Regions from separate parts of the Homo sapiens genome. Here regions 2, 3 and 4 are each linked to region 1. Evidence: chromatin contacts called from ENCODE Hi-C or POLR2A ChIA-PET data. All regions are on one chromosome and are shown on one strand. Each heading gives the region's core, a stretch centred on a gene start or an enhancer-like site at or near the end of the contact. The rest is flanking DNA. Distances are from core to core; before and after follow the strand shown. Region 1 holds the start of KLHL20 (kelch like family member 20). Region 2 holds the start of CACYBP (calcyclin binding protein). Region 3 holds the start of DNM3 (dynamin 3). Region 4 holds the start of PIGC (phosphatidylinositol glycan anchor biosynthesis class C).

Region 1 (5,146 bases), core at 1,945-4,444:
TTCTCTAGGTCTTGACATAAATAAAAAGGGTTGATTCACACTGAACTTCTCCACTTCAAAAAGAAACAGAGTAGCAGAAGCACAAACCAGATTGCAGTGGGTTGGGGAGTGAATCACAGATATACAAAAATAGGAGGGACTGCTCTTATCCTGGACAGGAGTTTTAAAATCAGTCTTTGGTTAGCAGCATTTTTAGTAACATTTTTATACCATATAGTAACATTTTCATACCTATACTATGAATTATAAAAATAGTTTAATTCATATTACGGAAAAAATAGGAGTCACTTTGAAGGTATCTTTTACAATAAGCAATTCACAGAAGGGAAATCTGAATGCCACTTTCACATATGAAAAATGTTTGAACAGTAATGAGAGAAATAAACATTTAAACCACAGTGAATTACCATTTTATACCCAACCAATTGGCAAAAACAAATTTAAAGTTGGAAAACACCAACTGTGATGATAATATAGACCAACAAAAACCCTCAAACACTTGTAATGGAGAGACAACACAGCACTGTAGCTGAAAGCACAGACTCTAGAGCCATTGTGTATGGTTTCAAGTTATTGCTCTACTTCATAACTAGCTGTGTGACTTTGGGCAACTTACATAACATCTTGGTGCCATCTGTGAAACTGGAATGATGATAATAGATCCTACCTCGAGAGGACTAGTGTGAGTATTGATGAGTTACTATAACATGCTACATAAGTATTTGCTAGTATTATTATTACTGAAATAGAATAATGACTTTAGAGAGCAATTTGACTAGTGCTAATACAGTTGAAGCTGTGCATAGCATACAACCCAGCAATTTTGCTTCTGCGTGCACACCCCAAAGAAACACCTACAGGTGTACACAAGGAGGTATATGCAAGAATTTACATTGTAGCACTGTTTGTAATGGAGAAAACTGGAAATAGTCAAAATATCCATCTGCAGAAAAAAATGTTTTAAAAAATCTATGGTATATTCATATAATAGAATACTATAAAGCAGTGAAAATAAATAAATTAGTGCAGTAGTTCTCAAATTTTACCATGCACTATAATCACCTGGAGAACTTGTTAGAACACAGATTACTGGGGCCCACCTTCAGTTTTTGATTCAATAGGTCTGTAATGGGGCTCAAGGGTTAGCATTTTCCAAGTGATGTTGATGCTGCTGGTCCAGGACAACACTTTGAGAATCACTGAATTGGACCTTCATTGATCAACATGGACAAATCTTACAAACAGAATGTTGAGTGGAAAATGGAAGTTGCAAAAGAATACATATGCTTTGATACCATTTATGAAAAGTTTTAAAATATGGAAAAGAAATCATTTTACTGCATATGTATATATATCACATATACACATGCAGTAAAAATTTTCAATAAGATCACAAAGCTAGTCAGTTACAGGTCTAGGATTTGTACCTATGTGTATCCGTGAAATCGCCTTTGCAAACTGAAACCCCCTTTGCAAAAATTCTATCAGTGAGAAAATTATAGCAGTGGAGGAGATCTGATCTAGCCAAACCCCATCTTGCCTTTAGCTTTCAGTCTGTCCTTAATTATTCCTGGGCTTAAGCCAAGATAACTTTGGGAGACATTTAGTTTAATAGTTTAAATAATTACAGTCCTTCCCCAAAACTCAATTGCCTTTGTAAAGCTAATGAGAGACCACCAGACAACGGGGATAGATGAGCCTGAATTCTGTTAAGTGTAGACATAAGTGATTGCCAGCCATTATTCCAGAGGTCACAAGATATGCAACTTCCCCAATTACTCCTACAGATAACATCACTATTGTAGAATCTAGGATTGGCCTTTTTGGGTATATTTTTAAGTTTTTTGCATGTTTGACTACTGATGGCTCCACCTGGACCCACCAACTGTTCCTGTGGCTCCACCCAGAAACAACTCAGTAGGCAGGAGGACCATCTCCCATACCCCTATGACTGCACCAGTCAGCAGCAAGCACCCATTGCCTAGCCACCCCTACCCCTTTCCCCAGACTACCTTTGAAAAGAAACCTAGCCCCCAAATGCTCCAGGAGGCCGATTTGAGTAATAATATAACTGATTTGAGTAATAATAAAACTTCTTCCATTTTTCCACTCGATGTTGTGTAAAACTCTTTCTCCATTGCAATCCCTATACCTTGATAAATCATCTGTATCTGGGCAGCAGGCAAGAAGAATCCACTGGGCCACTATATCTGGATCTAAAGGCCATGTATTTTCCACTACAAGCTAATTAACAAGAGGTATCCTTTCCCCTCAGAAACAACTGGACACACCTGTGTAGATTCTACATAAAGAACAGCTAAAGAAAATCTGGTTAATACTTAGCCTAGTATACTTACCAGGAAATCAGCAACAGTCTTTCTCTGATATTCCTGAAATTGTAATCCCCACCTTACACTTGTATCACTTGTTTTCTAAATATTAATATACGGTAAAAATCAGGTGGCTGTGTGCTATGGGAAAATCTGGAGGAAAAGATAATTTTAAAAATATACTTTTTTGGCTCTGCTTGCTACTGAAAAAAAATTTTTTTAAGAAAATATACTCTTCCCTCCTTAACATTAAAGTGAATCCACAGAAGATGTGTTTGGTGAAGTGTCTGGTGGTGAATACTAAGTAGAAAGGGCAGACTAACACAGCCTTAGAGCCTGGATAAAATCCTGGTGTCCTGAAAGTTTGACCGTGGGAAATCTGGAGGATAAGGTCTATCTCTGGTCTGTCTATCTAACTTCTGCACCTTGCACATAGTAGAGGCCTGACAGATACATGCCAACCCATGTGTGCATGCAATAATTCAATCCACAATTAGGAACATTGTGCCAAAAGGAGACCCACCAACTAAAAAGAAATACAAATTCTTAGCTTTCTGTGACTACCCTTTACTGCCTTTGCTGGCGAAAACAAAGAAGAAAAGAGGAGGCTTCAGTATTCAAATACTGCCAGTTCCGCAGTGAATTCTAAAAATGGTTACTCTTGGGATACAAGGAACCCCCACGAGGATAAACAACCTCTGAGGTTACCTGAATGCCCCAGCAAAGGGCACGACTACTTCCGGAGCCGCACCGGAACCCCTTGGCGGATTATGTGGGTTCCTGCGGGAACGATTTAAGAATAGGACTACTTCCTGCTTCTGGATATGGGCCGGTGAAGGGAAAGGAAATAGCTCTACGAGCGGCATCCTGCCTGCGTTAGCGGCGGTGGAGGAGGAGGCAGAGAGGAGTGGAGGGCGGAGTAGACGGAGGAGGCTGCTGCAGAGAAGAAAGTGTCAGAGCCGGTAAGTGAGCCAGTCACCTTAGAGCAGGGGACAGCGGACAGCGCCCCAGGGCTCGCTTCGCAGATATGTGGTCCCAAGTTGCTGAGCTGCCCCATGGGGTCAGGTCGGTCGCCTGTCAGTCGGCGCCGAGAAGAGACTGTTGGGGCGCTGGGGCCGGGCCTCGCGGAGCGCCAGAGTGCGCTCTCGCTGGCTGACAGCCTATCTCGGGAGCCAGAGGAGGCCCCGGGCTTTGTCCTGCCTGGTGGTGCTGGGGTTTCGCATCCTGGACAGCTTCCCCAGACAGTGTTTGGAATTCAGGGAAGGAAGAAAGTACGTGCGCCCCCATTTAACCCTCGGGACCTGGCGAAATCCTGCTACGTGGGTAGTGAACATTGTATCGGGGACTGAAGGAAATGCTTGTAAAGAGTGTTAGTCTGGAGCCATACTTTCCCTGCCCTGTTCAAGCTCCCTGGACTGTCGGAAGCGGAGTTGTTTGTAAAGGCAAATGCAGACGCCTCCTCCTCCTGTCACTTCGGGACAAGTTAACAATCTTCAGATTCGTTATTAAAGCCTCGTGTACCCTATGTGATCTATCAGGTTAGTACTGCTGTGGGTATCTGGTGCTTGTTCTGTAAATATACTTGATGTCGAGATCACAGTTAAATATCTCCAAGCACTTTTTGAAGAGAAACAAGACTGACCTAACAGTCGGGACTATTTAGCATACTTTCCCTCACCTTTACTTTAATCGTTTTAGCATGCAGAGTAAGGATGGTAATCTTAAATGTACTAGATTAAGTTATTGTGCATCTGCAGAAGGCCTGTGGTATAATAGGATATGAAACTCTTGATAACTGACGAAATGAGTGAAATGATTATATAAAGATTGTTACTGTAAAGATCAGAAATAGCTTTTATTAAGTTCCTGCTTTTCTGTTGTCTTAGGTTCGGCTTTAGAGTGTGGTGAAGGGTACTTTTCATGGTGCATGGAAGGAAAGCCAATGCGCAGGTAGGCATTTAGGAAGAAAACCTTTGGTTTCACTGATTAAAATTCAGCATGTAATAATTTAAATTTTTAAAAAAGAGTTTCAATCTTACTAAATTCTGCTTGGAACTAATGAGTCTTGTTCTACAATAAATCAAAAGTAATATTAAGAATTAATAGCTTTTTAATAGAATAAAATACAGAAGTTGTTTCTGAAAAGTGCTGTGGATTGTATGTAGTGCTAAACACTTAAATTTTCCTTTTTTCATGTTTTTTACAGTAAATAATCATTAAGTTCATTATGATACTATATGGATTTATTATAATCTTCAGTTCCCTATAAAATGTAGAGGATTCTGTTCCCATGTAAGAATCATAATTATTTATAATATACTGTACTGCATGCCTAATTATGGTTTTGGTTATTTCCTTGATGTTCAATCATACATTTGTTCTGTTAATTAAAATAGCTGCATTGTAGGGAAGATTGTATAAGGACTAAAATAGGTATTAGACATAATAACTTAGTCCATAGAAAAATAGAACAATGTCTGGGAAAATATAGACAATAAATAGGCCCTCCCAACCCTAGAATTTAATAATGTTTTTTCTCATTTTGTTCTAACAAATGAGACTAGAATCTTTATGATACAAAATCATCCCAGTTCTATTTCTTTGGTTTTTACATTTGTTTTCTATTTATTGAACTCTATTTAATCATTTGTTATTTAACATCAAAGATAAACAACTTCTGCAGTTCTTTTAAGAGAAGAAACATTTTATAATGGGAATATGACTTATAACTCAGAACTTGGAGCAAGAACCAGAATGTATATCTTTATCCAAATCTGTTATTGGTTTATCAATTGACCTTGAGCTGTTCACCTTCT
Region 2 (5,391 bases), core at 1,822-4,321, 1.3 Mb after region 1:
TGTCCTTTCAGTGTCAAACCAAGGACTAGGGGATTGTACTTTGTTCATTTCATCGTTCACTATTGATTTAAAAGTCCTATACTGAATCTATACATTAACTTGTAGATTTTTGTCCAGTAAGAATGCAAATCCCTACTTCCTTTCCAGTGGAACAGATAACACCAAAAGTTATAGTTTATTACCCTGTGAGACATTAACAGGTTTATATCTAACCTTGCCACCTTATACTAACATTACATTGTTAAATTGCCTATAAATACCTGGCTACTCAAATACACTCTCAGTAACTAATAAGTCGAATAAAGTATTTGTCACATGTCCATTTATATTTGCATAATATTGTCTGGAAAAGCCTCCCTTAGTGTTACTTCTGAAAGACCTAAATAGAGTGAAGAAACGATCTGTGTGATGACCTAGAGGAAGAGGATTACAGGTAGAGAGAAAGCTGGGTACAGACTTGGAGGCAAGAGCAAACCCAGTGGGTTCAATGAATAAGTAAAGTGCCAGACTGTTTAAATCAGGGAGCGGGGAAGGAAGAGTGGTGAGAGATGGGTTCTGACATGAAGCTCATAAAGGTGAGATAAGATACGTAAAACACTCAAGTTCACATTAAGGAGTTTGTACTTTATTCTAAGCCTAATAGGAAGCTGTTAGAGGTTTTTAAGCAAAGGGATATAATGATCTGAAAAGATATCTCGAGCTGCTCTGTGGAAAACTAACTCTTAAGGCACAATGGGGAAGCAGAGAAATCAGTTAGGAAGATAAATTTCAGACAAAATAATGATGACTTGGACCTGGGTGCGTAGGGTAAGAAATATCTTTTCCTTCTACCCATTTTAGGCTCACTGGCTGGGGATCCTGTAACAAAAGACAAATTAACAAGAGAAAAGCATAAATATTAATGTTAGTTTTACATAACATGGAAACTTCATAAAGAAATGAAGACCCGAATAAATAGTTAACCTTAGTGTTGTTTAGAGTAGGTTTGAAGAAGAATGGAGAATTGTGGGAAAATGTGATGGGGCTAAAAGACTGTGATCTAAGGGTAATAAACTGGGGGAAACTTAGCAAGGCCTGATGTTCATATTCGTCTCTACGTCCCTGTGTTTTCAGAGATAAAGATGTTACTTTTATTCCAGGTATAGACAGGGCAATTCTCACATGAGGGTATTACGTCCTGCTTCAGAGCAGAAAGGTGCAAGAAAGTTAGAGACATTCCTGCATATGTTCTTTCTCAAATTCCTTCAGTTCAAAGTATTCAATATGTCTAGGTGCCATATTTTTGGGTAGCATGTCCCAAACCCCGTCAGGTGGTAGAAGCAGAGGTTGTGAGAACTCGTTAAATTCGCTACATATTTTGAAGATTAAGCCAGTAAGGCTTGTTATATAAGATGTAAGGCCTGAGATAGAAGACTCAGGTATGAGTCCTTAGCCTGAGCAATTAAGAGAACGAGGTAACTGTTCACTGCATTAGGTCCATGGGATATTTGTTTTTATTTAATTATGTACTTAATAATTCCAGGCTATTGGTTGGACACTTAAAAAAATTTATACGATAAAATACACAGCTCTTAGGAGTTCATCCCATGAACTTTGACAATTCTATGTATCGGTGTAATATTTCCATTACCTGGGCAAATTCCCCTTCGCCGGGCCTTAAGCATAATCTACAGAAAAAACTACGTACATAAATATACGTTTACAACTCAATGAGATTTCTAAAGTGAACCCACCTATCTATAATCAGTGTCCAAATCAAGAAACATTACCTGAACCTCAAAAGCCCCCTGGTGGCTCTTTCATGTCATTGTCCTCCCCACTATGCTCATTAACACCATGGGCTAGTTTTTAAATGGAACCACGCAATATGAACTCTTCCATGTCTGGCTTCTTTCCCTCAACTTCATTTTTTTGTGTGAAATTCACGCATGTTGCGTTTCGGTAATTTATTTTTGTACTGTACTTCCGATTCTTTACTACAGATAATGGTCAGCCTCCATTCCGCTAACAGCTTTTTTTCCTCTCCGAGTTGCTGATTCTAATTGCTGCCTTGGACGATCTATAAAGCTGAGTGCGCGCTATGTGACCTCTCAGGGGTCGCTGCCTTGGACGATCTGTAAAGCTGAGTGCGCGCTATGTGACCTCTCAGGGGTTGTTTCCAACCGTGTTGTTGACATCTTGAGCCTGCCAAGGACTAGAATAATCTGAAAACTAGGCTTCTCTGGGGGTCTCACTGAGTGACAGGGTTAGAACCAGAAGAGAACATCGTCTCCAGAAGACATTTCACCATTTTCTTTGATGGTAAACAGGCTCACTTATACCGAATCCAAACCCAGGCGAGAACTACGGACTCTTGAAATGGTCGGTGAAAGGGGCGAAAGCACCAGGAAATCGTGCTTCAACAGTCCATGACTGAAAGGAGGGCCTGAAACTGTGGCCATAGGCGGGCCCTTTTGTTAGGGCCTTGACCTGGGCTTCCGCTACAGGGCCCGGTCACGAGGCCAACGTAGCTCCACCTCCTACGGCGGCCAGTGATGACGCCACCACGTCGGAACTGTTAGACCGCGGTGACGTCTCCACCGCGCCAAACTCACTGAAAATCAAACCGCTACCATTAGGAGCCCTCCACGCTTAACATATCCGTTCTTTCTCGTTTGAAAGTAACCAGGCTGCTCCTCCCCATTTTTCGCCTTCTTCTCGCGGAGGCTGAGAGACTAACCTTACACAACATGGCGGCCTGGTGTGTCTGGTGTCCTAGAGCGGACGAAAGCAGGTGACTCTCTAGTCAACTTCCGACTTGGACTCCGAAGATCGGTACGTTATTTCCGGGGCTGGGTTAACGCAGCGGTTCCGAGCTGCGACTGCGCAGCGTGGCCCAGCGCGGTCAAATTATAATACATAAAAGTTGTCAGGGCGGAGAGCAAGACATTACTCTTCTCGGATTGCCGGTTCGCTCGCGAGACTTGAGCGTTGCTAGGAGATTCGGCAGGCGGGCGGAGCCAGACTCGGCGGGGCGGGGAGGGGTGGGGCTAGGCTCGGCGAGGCGAGGAAGGGTGGGTGGAGCCAGGCTTGGCGGGCTGTGCGTGCTCGCGGTGGGCGGTGGCGGCGGCTGCCTCGCGAAGGTTCGAGATCCGTCGCGTGCGGGAGGCGGGCCGCGATCTTGCGCAGGGTCGGTGTGGGCGCAGGCTGCAGCGCCGCGACTCGTGCGGGTAGGCGTCTGCGCTCGGTTTGAGGGCTCGGCGCGGGGTTTCCTGTTCCTCCTTCTGCGCGGCTGCAGCTCGGGACTTCGGCCTGACCCAGCCCCCATGGCTTCAGAAGAGGTAAGTGGTCCGGCCCCATATTCCTTATGCCCCCCGGCTGGAGCTGCAGCGCCAGCCTCCCGCCCTACCGCCGTTTCCGTGGGCTGAGCCGCCCTGCGGCCACCCGGTCCCGCGCCAGTCAGTGCGCCGCCTTCCCGGGGGACACCTCACTCGCCCCTTGCTGCGCCGTCGGCTCCCCAGCGCTTCCACTCGACCTCGCACCCCACTCGCCTGCTGGGCTCGAGCGGGGGTGTGCGGCGATTATCCGTGCAGGCGGTGCGGGGAGTGGGTCTGGGAGAGCGGCCCTTTGCGCGTGTTCCTCAGGCCCTTTCTGCCCTGGTTTCCCAGCCAGTGGACAGGAAGCTTCATTCAAGCAAAGCTGGGTGCAAACATGAGTGTCGTTCTTGGTAGAGGGCGGTTGGAAGGTGAGTTCTCAGTGCTAGCACTTGAATTCTCCTAGTCAGGTTTTCTCTACACACGAGGAGCTGTGTTACTCTGGGCAAGTTGTTTAGCTTCTCTGTGTCGCAGTAGCATCCATTTCATAGGGTTGTTAAAAAATATGATTTCTAGGTGTTTAAGTCAGTGATTGGCAAACAGCAATCTGCTGTATGTGATTTTTAAAATAAATAACTTGGAAAGTTAGTTGTAATTAATAGTAAGAAAGCGAATGGCCTGTGTTAAAGCTCTGTAAACTCTGAACGTTGGAGAATTAAATTTTGTGGAGACTTAGTTTGCTCAGTTAGAAAATGGGAATGATAGTACTTGTATTGCTCATTTCCTGGCGTAAGTGGGAGGTGAAGACGGGACAGTTATTCACAGTTAAGTGTTGGGTGTGTATTAACTAGATTTGCTTTATGAAAACAAGTACTGGGGAGTCCCAAGCTTTTGTTTTGTTTTGTTTTTGTTTTTTAAACTCAAAATCTTTTCTTTAAATGAAGAAAAACTATGAGGTTTGTGTGTTCCAGTATTAATCTGGGTATCTTGTGACAAGTCTTTTAAGGTAGGTCTTGGGTACTATGTGCCCCTAGGAGATAACTTCACAGTCTTGCAGGTGGATAGCTCAGTGTTAGTCCTCTTGAAAGTAGAGATCGTTCTCAGTTTAGGCACTTAGAAATATACATTTGAGGGCACTTGATTTTTGTTTTGTTTGAGATAAAATTCAAGTTTTTAACCATTTTAAAGTGTACAATTCAGGTATTTGTTTTTTGTTTAAATATATTCACAGTGTAGTGCAGCCATCACCACTGTCTAGTTTCAGGACATTTTCATCACTCCAGAAAGAAACCATGTAGTGTGTTTTAAACAATTGCTTCCCATTCCTCCCTCAGCCCCTGACAACTACTCATCTTGTACTTTCTGTGAATTTGCCTATTGTAGGCATTTCATATAAATGGAGTCACGCTGTATGTGGCCTTTTGTTTTTTGGCTCCTTCAACTTAGCACTAACATTTTCAAGTTCATCCATGGTGTAGCGTGTATCAGTACACATGCTCTTTATGGCTAAATAATATTCTATTATATGCATGTGGCACATTGTGTTTATCCTTTCATCCGTTTATGGACATTTATTTCCACTTCTTTGTTTGAGACGGAGTCTCGCTCTGTCGCCCAGGCTGGAGTGCAATGGCGCAATCTCGGCTCACTGCAATCTCCGTCTCCCGGGTTCAAAGGATTCTCCTGCCTTAGCCTCCTGAGAAGCTGGGATTACAGGCGCGCGCCACCATGCCCGGCTAATTTTTGTATTTTTAGTAGCGACGGGGTTTCACCACGTTGGCCAGGCTGGTCTCGAACTCCTGATCTCAAGTGATCCGCCCGCCCGCCTCGGCCTCTGAAAGTGCTGGGATTACAGGTGTGAGCCATGGCGCCTGGCCTTATTTCCACTTCGTGACTAGCATAAATAATGCTGCTGCGAGTACTGTATCCAAGTTTTTTGTGTGGATGTGTTTTCAGTTCTCTGGGGTATATACCTAGGAGTGGAATTACTGGTTCATATGGTAACTTTCTGAGAAACTGTTAGACTGTTTCCAGAGTGGTTGCATCATATTCCTGTAAGAAATGTTTGAAGCTTCTGAAAGTTTCTCCACATCATTAT
Region 3 (5,201 bases), core at 393-2,892, 1.9 Mb before region 1:
ACAACCATGCATTGGATGGAGTGTTTCTTAGAAAAGGTTTCCTGGGCAGACATTCTAATAGAGATCCACTTCAGTGGAGATGCATTCAGTTTTATTTGTCTTTTTCTGCTGCTTTAAAAAAAAGTTGAGATGTAATGTACAGTAAAATGCACATCACTTAAAAGTTTAGTTTGAGGAGTTTTGACAAATGTATGCCCACATCCCAGTCAAGACATGGGACATTTCCATCACTCCAGAAAGTTTCCTCATGCCTCCTACAGTCAATCTCCACTCCTCAAAGACAACCACAGTTCCGATTTCTATTACCATAGAATAGCTTTGCTGGTTGTAGAACTTCACATACATGAAATCAAACCAATATGGTCTTTGGCCTTTTTCATTCTACATAATGTATCTGAGATTGTTGCTATATCAAAAGTCTTTTTTGTGGCAGAGATTATTTCACTATATATATATACCACGTTTGTTTATTCATTCACCTGTTGATAGACATTTGGGTTGTTTTCAGGTTTTTTGACATTATGAACATTTTAATATGTCTTTTTAGAGTTAGAAGGAACTGTACATTAAATGCTGAGATTACAAAAGATGACTTCAGTTTTGAATAAATTGAGTCTGTAGTACTTGTAGGACACTCAGGTAGTATTCTGGGCTCCTCTTGGAGTACAGTCTAAGTTGCAGAAGAGAGACAGGGTCTAGCAATGTAAATTTCTGTAGTCGCCAGCCTTGATTCAGAGTTAAAGCTATGGGAAAGTCCTCAGGCAGAGGACAAACATTAGACAAGAAAATGCCCATATATGAAACCCTGCGAAGCATCAGTATTTGAGGAGCAGACTAAAAAGGAACCGTCTGTGGAGGCTAAGAGAAGCATGGCCATTTATCTTTGTGTCCCGATCATCAGGCACAGGACCCCACACACAGTCACTTCTCAATGTGCTAAATTTCACAGAATGCGTCCAGGGTACCTGGTTCTGGATAGATCCGGTAGAAGGAGATAGACCGGGAGGGCAAATGGCATGAGGAGTCTCACAGGCCAGAGTGATTAAAGGGGTGTATCGGGGCGGTAAACCCTACAGACTCTACCTGTGCTTATGCGGGGCTGGGGAGGACGAGTCATTACAGATGAAGAATTAAGTAAGGTCAGACCACTCAGGGCCTTAGATGGATGTCACATTGAAGAATTTAGACTCCAACAGGCCTGCCACCCTGGGAGGAGTCATCGCGGATTCTGGAGAAGGGCGTGACAGAGGAGATTTCCTTTCGGGAAGTGTAGTCTGGCAGCGGTGCCCCGGTGGTGGCGGCGGCGGTGCTGCTGTTGCTGGTGATCGTGTGGTGGTGTTAGCGGCGATAGTGCTTTCCACTGGGCTTTGGCTTGGTAGCCGCTGAAAGAGAACAACGCTGCCGCTGCTGCTGATTTCATGCCATTTCCTGACCCGGCGCTGTAACTTGGCCTCTGAGCCTTGGCCACAGAACGCAGAGGCCGTGGCATCTGGCCGCAGCTGGGCTGCAGTGCGTGCGCGCCTGGCCTGGTGGTCCGATGGGAAGCCCGGGGCGGGGCAGCCGCGGGGCGGGGGCGGGGCGTCGCGGAGATAGGCCACGCCCCTGCCCGCCCGCGCAGGCGCGCTGCGGGTCGTTAGCTGTCAGAGCCAAGCGGCGGGCTGGCGGCGGGCTCCGACGTCTGCGCCAGGACCTGGCTGGCTGAGCCCGGCGCAGCAGCAGCAGCCAGGGCAGCGCGGCCCCTACTCCCTGTCAGGTCGTAGAGGCGAGCAGGGACCAGCTGGTCGCCGGCCCCTCGGGCAAGATGGGGAACCGGGAGATGGAGGAGCTGATCCCGCTGGTGAACCGTCTGCAGGACGCGTTTTCGGCGCTGGGACAGAGCTGCCTGCTGGAGCTGCCGCAGATCGCCGTGGTGGGCGGCCAGAGCGCCGGCAAGAGCTCGGTGCTCGAGAACTTCGTGGGCAGGTAAGCGCGCAGGGCGCGGAGTAAGGATGCGGCAGTGGGGCGACCCCGCTGCGGGCCGTTGGAACGTGGACGGGCAGCGGGAGCCAGAGGGTGGATGGACCAGGCGCTGCGGTGGAATGGGGGGCAGAGTGGAATGGGGGGCAGAGTGGCGGTGTCCGTGGGGCGGGCGGGGTCCTCCAGCTCTGGGCATCCTCCGTCCCCTGCCACCCCCCGCCTGGTGGCCCTCCTGCCTGCCTTTCATCGTGCGATACAAAGCCATTTCCTCCCTGTCCTCCAGTCGGGGAGTCGGGGGAGGGGTCCGCCCCGGGCTCGACCCCCACCCCCTCGGTGCGCGCCAGCCCCGGGCAGCCTCCCTGCGTAGCGCGCCGAAAGCTTCCCAGTGCCCCTCTCCTGTTTTCCCAGCTCAACACCCCCCTCCTTTTCCTGTCGCCCTCCGTGAGGCTCCCTGTGAGGCTGTGGGGCTTTATCCCCCGAGCCCCCTCCCTTAGGTGGAGATGCTTTCCTTCTCGCCAGGGTTCTCGTTCCTCTCAGCTGTCTACTGTTGCCTGCCTCTAGCTGGGGAGGCGGGGTGCGAGGAGAAAGACGTCGTTTGTTGTGGTGAAGCTTTATCCAGAGACGCTTCCCCACCATTCTCCTCCCGGAGAGTCGAAGAATAAAAGGTGGTGTGTTTGCGTGTGCACCTATTCACAGCTTCAGGCAATTGTGAGAGAGCCCGAGGCACAGACTTGGCAGGGGGTGGACGTGGACTTATGTTGTCCAGGTGCCATGTCATTCCTGCATCATCTCGGAACTGACCAGCATCTTTCTCGCACTCTCTCTGCGCCCCCTCCCCCAGCATCATCTTCCGTTCTCTAAGCTCCTATTTGTCTTGCTAGCCTTCAAGACAACATTCTGAATCTAAATTGTAGCTGTGGTTTTCCTCATGACTCTTAATACAGAAACAGCTAAGGAATTAATTTTCGAATTAGGAATCAGCATTTCTTCCACTGAGCAATTCATGAGGGATTAAGTTACCTTAATGGCCTTGCCTGAAGAGTGCAGACATTTGCTAAGAAAAGCCCATTTAAAAGCATTATGAAAACTGAAATCTGTTTCCTAGTAATAGAAAACCAGGTAGAAATGTACAGTATCCAAGAAAAAATGCTGGCGAGATTGTACTTTATTCTTTTTATTTGGCTCATTCGTGACTTGGGATGCAGAAGGTTCCTGTTTCTGTTCCTTTTTTCTTTTTTTGTTAGTGCTTGGTGATGTGTAGAATTTAGAGCTGAATATTCCCACATTTCCTTTGGAAATGTTAGTGTTCATAAAGTACATATTCCTTTCTCTCAAATGATATTCCATCTCTCAGATGATATTTTTTTTCCTGTATGAACTAGAAAGATAAGAAGCCTAACAAAGTAAAATTGCTGACAATTGGCTTGTATCCTTGAGTAATTCACTTAATCACTACACCTCATTTTTATATTTTTTTTGATTAATGAACAAAGTGAAGGTAAAGCATTTTGCCTACGTCATCTTAGACTTTTGGTGAAGTGATGGATTTCAAACATATAACAGTTACTTTCTTTGATTTGTTGCCAATGAAATTTACGAGATATAAAGTGGCATCCAAAGAGTGAGTTTTGGTAACATATTTTTGGCTTTCCAAAGCCAGGGCATTTTTGTCATGACACCTTAAGAGTTATTTAACTATTTTTGTTTTTTAAACAAATACTTAAAGATTAAAACTGTAAGTATTTCAAATGAAATTACCATATTTTTATGCATCTCCCATATATTTACTTGGATGAGCCTATATTGTATGCAAGTGCATTGTTTGTGGTCAGAGCTTTTGAACTTAATGTCAGTTGTATGCACATACCACAATTCTACATTCTAGGTTTTGAAATTCTAACATTCTTCCTAATGTTATAATAAAATTGTACACATCTCCCCACACTAGCTATGTTCTTTTGGAATAATTTGAAAAAAGAAATGTAGAAGAGTAAAATATTTAAGTTTGAATATTTTTCAAGATGGAATAAAAAATAGGGACAAGTATAAAAATCAGAGCACGTACCAGAATGCATTAGTAATTTGTTGTACTTTAAAAAGTTTTACCACTAATTGACTGTTAGAACGCCAAATCAAAGAAAAGGATGACCATAGAGGAAAAAGGTCATTTAATTCATATGTAAAGTCTTAATTATATGTAGAGATAACACCTGCCTAGCAGAGCTTACATATTAAGGAGAAAATTTAATTAGGAAGGTCATTTGACTTTAATAAAGATTTCGGTCATTGAATTATTGAGGAATCTAATTTCTAATTATAAACCAACCTTAGGGAAAATGGAGTTTTCTATTTTGATAAGTTATTCAGCCTAGGTGGAAAAAATTGTATCCATTTTCTACTGTAACATCTTAGCATTTTCTTGTCATTATCCAGGAATTTTGCAATAAAAACAGTTTCTTTCCTAAGGATGCAACTTTCCTCTTTTACACGAAACAGTTTTCATTTTAAGACTCGATCTAATGTGCAGTTATTGAATGCAGCCATAAAAACCAAGGGTCATCACTTGTGTAAATTCATTGTGTTTGCTCTTGACTCAAGCTTCTTCTCTACAAAATAATGATGCATTTTCTCAACAATCCTCATTTAGTGGACTAACTGTATCTTCTCTCAGTTTGTTTATATTGAGTTTTTTTGGACACCAATGAATGAATTCGGATGTGAATATGTTTACTTCATTTAGCGGTTGCTGTAAAAGCTGATTTTTGGGTGACAGGTTTGAGATTGTTATGAATAAAATGAGTCATGAATGAACCACTTGTTTGTGATTTTCTTGCTGAAGTGATGAACTTGCATATTAATGTGATATAGCATGAGTAACCAGATTGTTCTTTTGGTGGTGCAGGATGAGATATATGCTGGCAATGAGAGGCAGCTTAAGATCTAATGAATAGAATTTGAGACCTATAATCTGAACATAGGGGTTTACTAGCTGGCTTGGGTCTGCCTACTGGTCTGATTTGTATACAGAAGAATTGAATTTATTCAACTATTTTCATTATACGTATACATATATTTATAGTGCAGTGGTGATGATAATAATGGTTAACATTTATAGAGTGCCTGTTATGTGTAGGTACTATTCTGGGTGCTTTTATATGAATAATCTCATTTAGTCCTCATACAACCCCAAAGAGGTAGGTACTCTTATGATTTCCATTTTACAGAAGAGGAAATCAAGATTTAGA
Region 4 (5,057 bases), core at 1,850-4,349, 1.3 Mb before region 1:
GCTTCCATTACTGACCTGGCTTCTAAAGGCCTTCACCACAATGCCCTAAAACCATCTCTTGCCTATTTAAGTCTCCCCTGTCCTCCAAGACTAAGCTTAAATGTCACCGCCTCTCTTATTTCCTAATTATTCCAGCTGAAATTTATCTCCAGCTTCTGAATTCCCCCTAGCATTCTGCTTATTGTGACACATCACACTCTGCTTTGCAATTAGTTGTGATATGCTTCCCTAAGAACAAGGTAGAAACTCTGAGTCAAGGTTAAGTAACCAATTCTGTGATCTTGGGCAACAAAACTGAGCATAGCACCCTGTGTTCTAAGATTTGAGCCCTAGATAAATAAAAGAGCATTAGCACATTGAAAAGGGTAGAAAGAAGTGACTTTACACACACACACACACACACACACACACACACACACACACTTACTTCACTCTTCATGCCCCTCTGTCTGCCTCCTGTTTATGGAAAAATCATGAGACAACTTGATGGATGTGTTATTTTTTTAATAGAAACCACATCACTTCATATGTTACAGCATGTAATTCAAGAGGTCCCCAGAAAGTTTTTTCATCTACAAAATAACAGAAAGGATAAGCACCCTCACCACCCAAGCCTTTGGTTCATTTTTTTTGGTTTTGATCTCTATTCTCTTACCACAATGACATGCTGCTTCCAGAATGGAACTCTGTCTTTAAGTTCTATACTAGTTAGGAGGCTAATCTATCAGCTTGCTTTAATAATGTAATGGATGTCCTAATTTAACTGAGGAACCTGGACAAGTCTTCCTTGATTTCAGCTTCATCCCAAGGCCCATGAATGTTTTCTTTAAAAAGCTGCAAGCGAATGAGGTAGAATGGACACAGACATGAGATAGACATCAGCAGAAGGGCAAAGAGTACGGCTCCCACAGCACTAATGGACAGTAGGCCTCCCACGGCTGAAAATGCAAAAAGCAGTGTGACCCCCACATAGCTCCGGGGAGTACATGCCTTTAGTTTCTTCTGCAACATGGGCCACAGGGCAAAAATCTGAATGGCAAATGTCACCATGATGAAGGCATGCAGGGACCGGGGAAGACGTGATGCCAAGCATACAGAAGCAAAGATGGCCATGTTCAAGGATAGTGTGCTGGATACAATGGCAGCATTGGCACCATAGTCAAAAAAGATGAGATGGCCTAACAGCATGAAGACTGACATGGCATAGATGGTGTCAGTGCTGACAGACTCTGTAAGGGTCTTCAGCACTGGTGAAAACCCATAAGTGAAAGTAATGAAGACTAGGGCACTCTTCAGGTCAGCCCACCGGGTCTGCCCACTCTTCTTCCGCCCTTCACCTCCATCAATGAGATCAAACAAAACATACCCAATCAGTGAAGAAGCCAGACCAGTCCCTAAAAGCCAATGGGGGGCCAGAAGACCCTCATCCATATACCACCAGATAACCACAAAAACACAAACACTGCACAGCTGCTGGATCACCACACTGGACTCAAATACCACAGCCCAATATTGGTATTTCCGAGCATGGATGTTTTTCCGGAGCTCTTCCAGGAATCGCCGGTCCACATAGTTATCAGGAAAGGGCTGTCGCTCATACAAGACCTTCTGCCACTTGACCTCCTTGGTGTTAGTCACAGGTTGAGCATACATTATCCTTTCATTCAAACTCAGGCCAGTTTAATCATCGCCCTCACAGAAGTCCAGGTGGTTCTTGTTCTTTATGAAGTTTTGAAATGAGACCTCCCTGGAAATTCCATGCTGTGTTGATGTTCTACCAACCTTTCCTTGTTTTCAAAGGCAGGGGCTAGGCCTACAATAGATGAATTTGTCTCTGAGGCAGGACAACACAGCCAAGTTCCTAGAAAAAGAGAGACTGTGAACCTACGAAAGTTGTGAAAGGTCAAGAGTAGTACTGAGATAAAGTCAAATCAACTCAGTTTACTAAAAGTCTGAGAAAAATGTATGTGGTAGTCACCTTATGGGACATTAAAACTGCATTTCAGATTTGAAAATTATAATTCCTTGAATAATAATAGACATCTGTTAGCTATCGCTTATTGAGTACCTACTATGTGCTAAGTGCCTTATGTATCTTCTTTCACTTAATCCTCACCACCTTGTAAGTTAGTATTAGTCCTGCTTTGGTAAAAAAGCTGAGATTCAAGATGCTTAAGTAACTTTGCCCTAAGGTAACAGAGCAGAGCCAGGATTCAAACCAAAGTCTTATCCCAAAGCCTGTGTCTCACATTGTATCTCCCTCTAAAGCAGTTCTTAACTCAGTGGTTCACATATCCCTTAGGTATATCACATTGCATGCTTATATCTGGATTTGTGTAAATTTATAGGGATAATATCCATAGTTTTTATTGGTTCTCAAAGGCATGTTATTTGTATTTTTTAAGTTACCAATCCAAAGACAATAGTAAGCTGCACCATACAGAAAGGTATGAGCTCTATAGTTTAACCAAAATCAAAGCCTCAAAGAAACTAGACTCTTCTTCCATTAGCTGAGCTTAGCATCCTTTAAAGAGCTATCAATCTACTCAAAACAAGGAAACTCTTGAGAGGATCGAAGAAGATAATCATTCCTTTTTCACAATGAGAAAACTAAGAGTCAGAAACACCACAGCCATCCGGCAAATTTGAGAAAAAAAAAATTCATATTGCCCGACTTTATTTCTTCCATGATAGACCACAACAAATATTGCTTGGCAAGCCAGACACCGTTACCCCCTCTGCAGCAGGGATCCCAGCCCGGGAATCTTAAGGCCGCCGCCGGGGTTGGAGGGTCTGCGACGCCCAAAAGGGCAGCGCCCGCCCGCAGAGTGGGGCTGGGAGGGGACGGGGTAGGGTAGGGTGACCCCAGGGTGCGCCTTCACTCTTCTGGCACCCCATTTGGCTTTTTGGGTGGGCCTCCCACTTCCGCCGCCGCCCCTCACTCAGCCTTGGGTCTGCGGGAGGCAGCAGAGGAAAAGGAGCCCCGGAAACACTGACCGTTACACGGAACCCACCTACCCGAGAGTTCCTAGGGTTGCGCAGCTGGGGGACGGCGGCACCCAGCCTTTTTCCCGCTTCGGGGCGCCGGGGCTGCGACTGTGGCCAAGCACTTCCGGGTCCGCCGCAATCTCCTTAGCGAGGGCACCCTTCCCCGGCTGGAACCATCGCGACGTGACTGCTGCCCCCTCCTGGCTGCTCGAAGGACCTCCGGTCTCCTCTCCTGGAGACTGGCCCAAACCCGAATGCTCTGAGCCTAGGAAGGCAAATCCCCAGCAATCCCCTATTGAAAGATGGGATGTGCCATCTGAAGGACTGGGTAAGGCAAGAGAGGACAAGGAAAGAGGCTGGGCCAGTAGGTGAGAGATAATGGCCGCTTTTGTTGCGCTCCTTTATTAAGTCAGGCCCTCAGCTGGGACTTCCCGTGCATCCATGCGTTCATTCCACAGATACTGATTGAATGCCTGCATGTAACAAGCCATGCTTGGGGTGCTCATGATACAGCCGTGAATGAAACACACAAAAATTGCTGCTCTCATGAAACTCTCTTTTTTGGTGCATTGACCTTTACACTGATTATATCATCTCCCCCCTCAAAGAGGACAAATCTAAGGCTCAGATAAGTTGTATTTGTCCAAAGACAGGCACCTGGGAAGTAGATGAACAGAGATCAATATCCAGTTGTCTATAGCTTCAAAGCTTGGTTTTTTTCCTCTTTACCTCCTAAAAGAAGTGAGGACAAGATTGCTAATTAAACTGAGTTCATGGAAATATTAAAGGATATATAAACAGAAGGAAGTAATAAAGAAACAAAGGGATGTAGTAAAACACAGGATACAGTGGAAATAAAAGTCAGAAAACATGACCCATTTACTAGCTCAGTGACTCAAGGCAAATCACACTACCTGAGCTTTGATTTCTTCATCAGTAAAATGGAGATGACATTATTTGCACTTGGCTACTTTATAGGATGGTTAAAGAGTTAAATATAAAAATGGTTTGTAAAGTGTTCACTATATGGCTGCTATTAGCTGACTTTGGCCATCGTAATGATAGCAATGTTTAAGTGTGATATATTCTGTAAAATGTTCTCTATTTCCCTCTAGGCTTCTGTTCCAAAATTTGACAAGATTCCTTGGCTTAGTGAGGCCAGCCTTGTAAACAAGCCATTAGTGCTCAGCCTTCCCAGAAGGTAACCTCTCAGCCACCGAGGGCAAAAGTTTTACGAAACATCTCACAGAAGATGATTTCTTCTTAAGGGATGGGGACAATTATCAGAGGGCACATTTGATCCATTGAGAAACTCAAGTCAAGTGCTTTAAAAATAGAAATAATCCGGGTTTCTCAGAAAAAAATGATCACTGAGTATAGGCCTGGCTAGAGGAGATGAGATCTCAAAATTTTTCCCTCTCCACCACTACCACTCAACAGTATAAGATAATTTTTCCCCTAGACACTGTCTCTCAAAACACTTCCATCCTCTTTCTCACCCCACATTTTCTCCACTGCTGTAGTCTGAAATTTTCACATTTTTACCATCAAAAGTCTAGAACAGTAAGTTCCCATCTTTATAGAATAGTAACTCTGTATGTAACTTTGAGGCACCCTCCTACATTCCTGTTAGTCCTACTCCTTCCAAACAAACTACTATATGACACATAAATCTATTTTTCAAAATTGCAGGAATTACATATCTAGGGAGCATTTCAACTGTCTCTTGAAATAATTGGGTTACCGTGTCCCTTCTCCATTTTTGATGAAATGGTTCCTAAGTGTAGTGATAAACCCCACTCTGGGAAGGGGACATGGACAGAAGGGTAGGTGTGAGGTAGTGTTGGGGTGAATGAGAGAAACCAGAAAGAGGGCAGAGAGAAAGAGAAAGGGCAGGCATAGAGGCCATTCCAAAGGCACACGACAGACTAAAAAGGAATGACTCCTTGGCATTCGAAACAGCTCGTTAGAAAAGCCAGACTCCCCAAAAAGAGTTTCTCCTCCTGTTGATAACTACCATGTACCCTCCTGCCCATGGATAAGTGACTTCATAAGCAAATTCCCATCAC

What was found. A loop is a pair of places that touch in the nucleus more often than their neighbours do. ChIA-PET counts read pairs that join two places held with the same protein, here RNA polymerase II (POLR2A). Pooled maps may share reads with other maps.
Region 2: a map of CD8-positive, alpha-beta T cell shows a loop between it and region 1 (13-fold over the local background). The contact joins the promoter of CACYBP here to the promoter of KLHL20 in region 1. A Hi-C loop is called at or near these places in 5 of 168 maps with a recorded cell type or tissue (CD4-positive, alpha-beta T cell, CD4-positive, alpha-beta memory T cell, CD8-positive, alpha-beta T cell and 1 more), 3 of 37 single-sample maps with no recorded cell type and 15 of 50 pooled maps. POLR2A ChIA-PET finds 5 or more read pairs at or near these places in 3 of 52 experiments (CD4-positive, alpha-beta memory T cell, activated CD4-positive, alpha-beta memory T cell and activated CD8-positive, alpha-beta T cell).
Region 3: a loop to region 1 is called in a pooled map, with 10 times the contacts of the local background. The contact joins the promoter of DNM3 here to the promoter of KLHL20 in region 1. A Hi-C loop is called at or near these places in 5 of 50 pooled maps.
Region 4: a map of CD8-positive, alpha-beta T cell shows a loop between it and region 1 (3-fold over the local background). The contact joins the promoter of PIGC here to the promoter of KLHL20 in region 1. A Hi-C loop is called at or near these places in 2 of 168 maps with a recorded cell type or tissue (CD8-positive, alpha-beta T cell and naive thymus-derived CD4-positive, alpha-beta T cell) and 6 of 50 pooled maps. POLR2A ChIA-PET finds 5 or more read pairs at or near these places in 1 of 52 experiments (activated naive CD8-positive, alpha-beta T cell).

What each region holds. Positions count from the first base shown.
Region 1 is chr1:173,711,787-173,716,932 of GRCh38, forward strand. KLHL20 (kelch like family member 20) reads left to right here and starts at 3,195. Exons shown (of 12, transcript NM_014458.4): 1 at 3,195-3,292; 2 at 4,217-4,280. The coding sequence starts at 4,258. It also overlaps a transcript of ANKRD45 not described here. RefSeq lists enhancers at 3,099-3,288, 3,369-3,738.
Region 2 is chr1:174,996,876-175,002,266 of GRCh38, forward strand. CACYBP (calcyclin binding protein) reads left to right here and starts at 3,072. Exons shown (of 6, transcript NM_014412.3): 1 at 3,072-3,320. The coding sequence starts at 3,306. LOC105371622 (a long non-coding RNA gene) reads right to left here and starts at 2,771. Exons shown (of 2, transcript NR_188647.1): 1 at 2,720-2,771; 2 at 604-858. RefSeq lists enhancers at 2,193-2,402, 2,345-2,881, 2,433-2,942 and a silencer at 2,973-3,092.
Region 3 is chr1:171,839,856-171,845,056 of GRCh38, forward strand. It overlaps DNM3 (dynamin 3), which reads left to right and starts at 1,643. Exons shown (of 21, transcript NM_015569.5): 1 at 1,643-1,962. The coding sequence starts at 1,802. RefSeq lists a silencer at 1,458-1,687 and an enhancer at 1,888-2,067.
Region 4 is chr1:172,440,970-172,446,026 of GRCh38, forward strand. It overlaps PIGC (phosphatidylinositol glycan anchor biosynthesis class C), which reads right to left and starts at 3,100. Exons shown (of 2, transcript NM_153747.2): 1 at 3,019-3,100; 2 at 488-1,861. The coding sequence starts at 1,653. The coding sequence ends at 760. C1orf105 (chromosome 1 open reading frame 105) reads left to right here. Exons shown (of 7, transcript NM_139240.4): 2 at 4,104-4,189. RefSeq lists enhancers at 2,932-3,455, 3,179-3,488.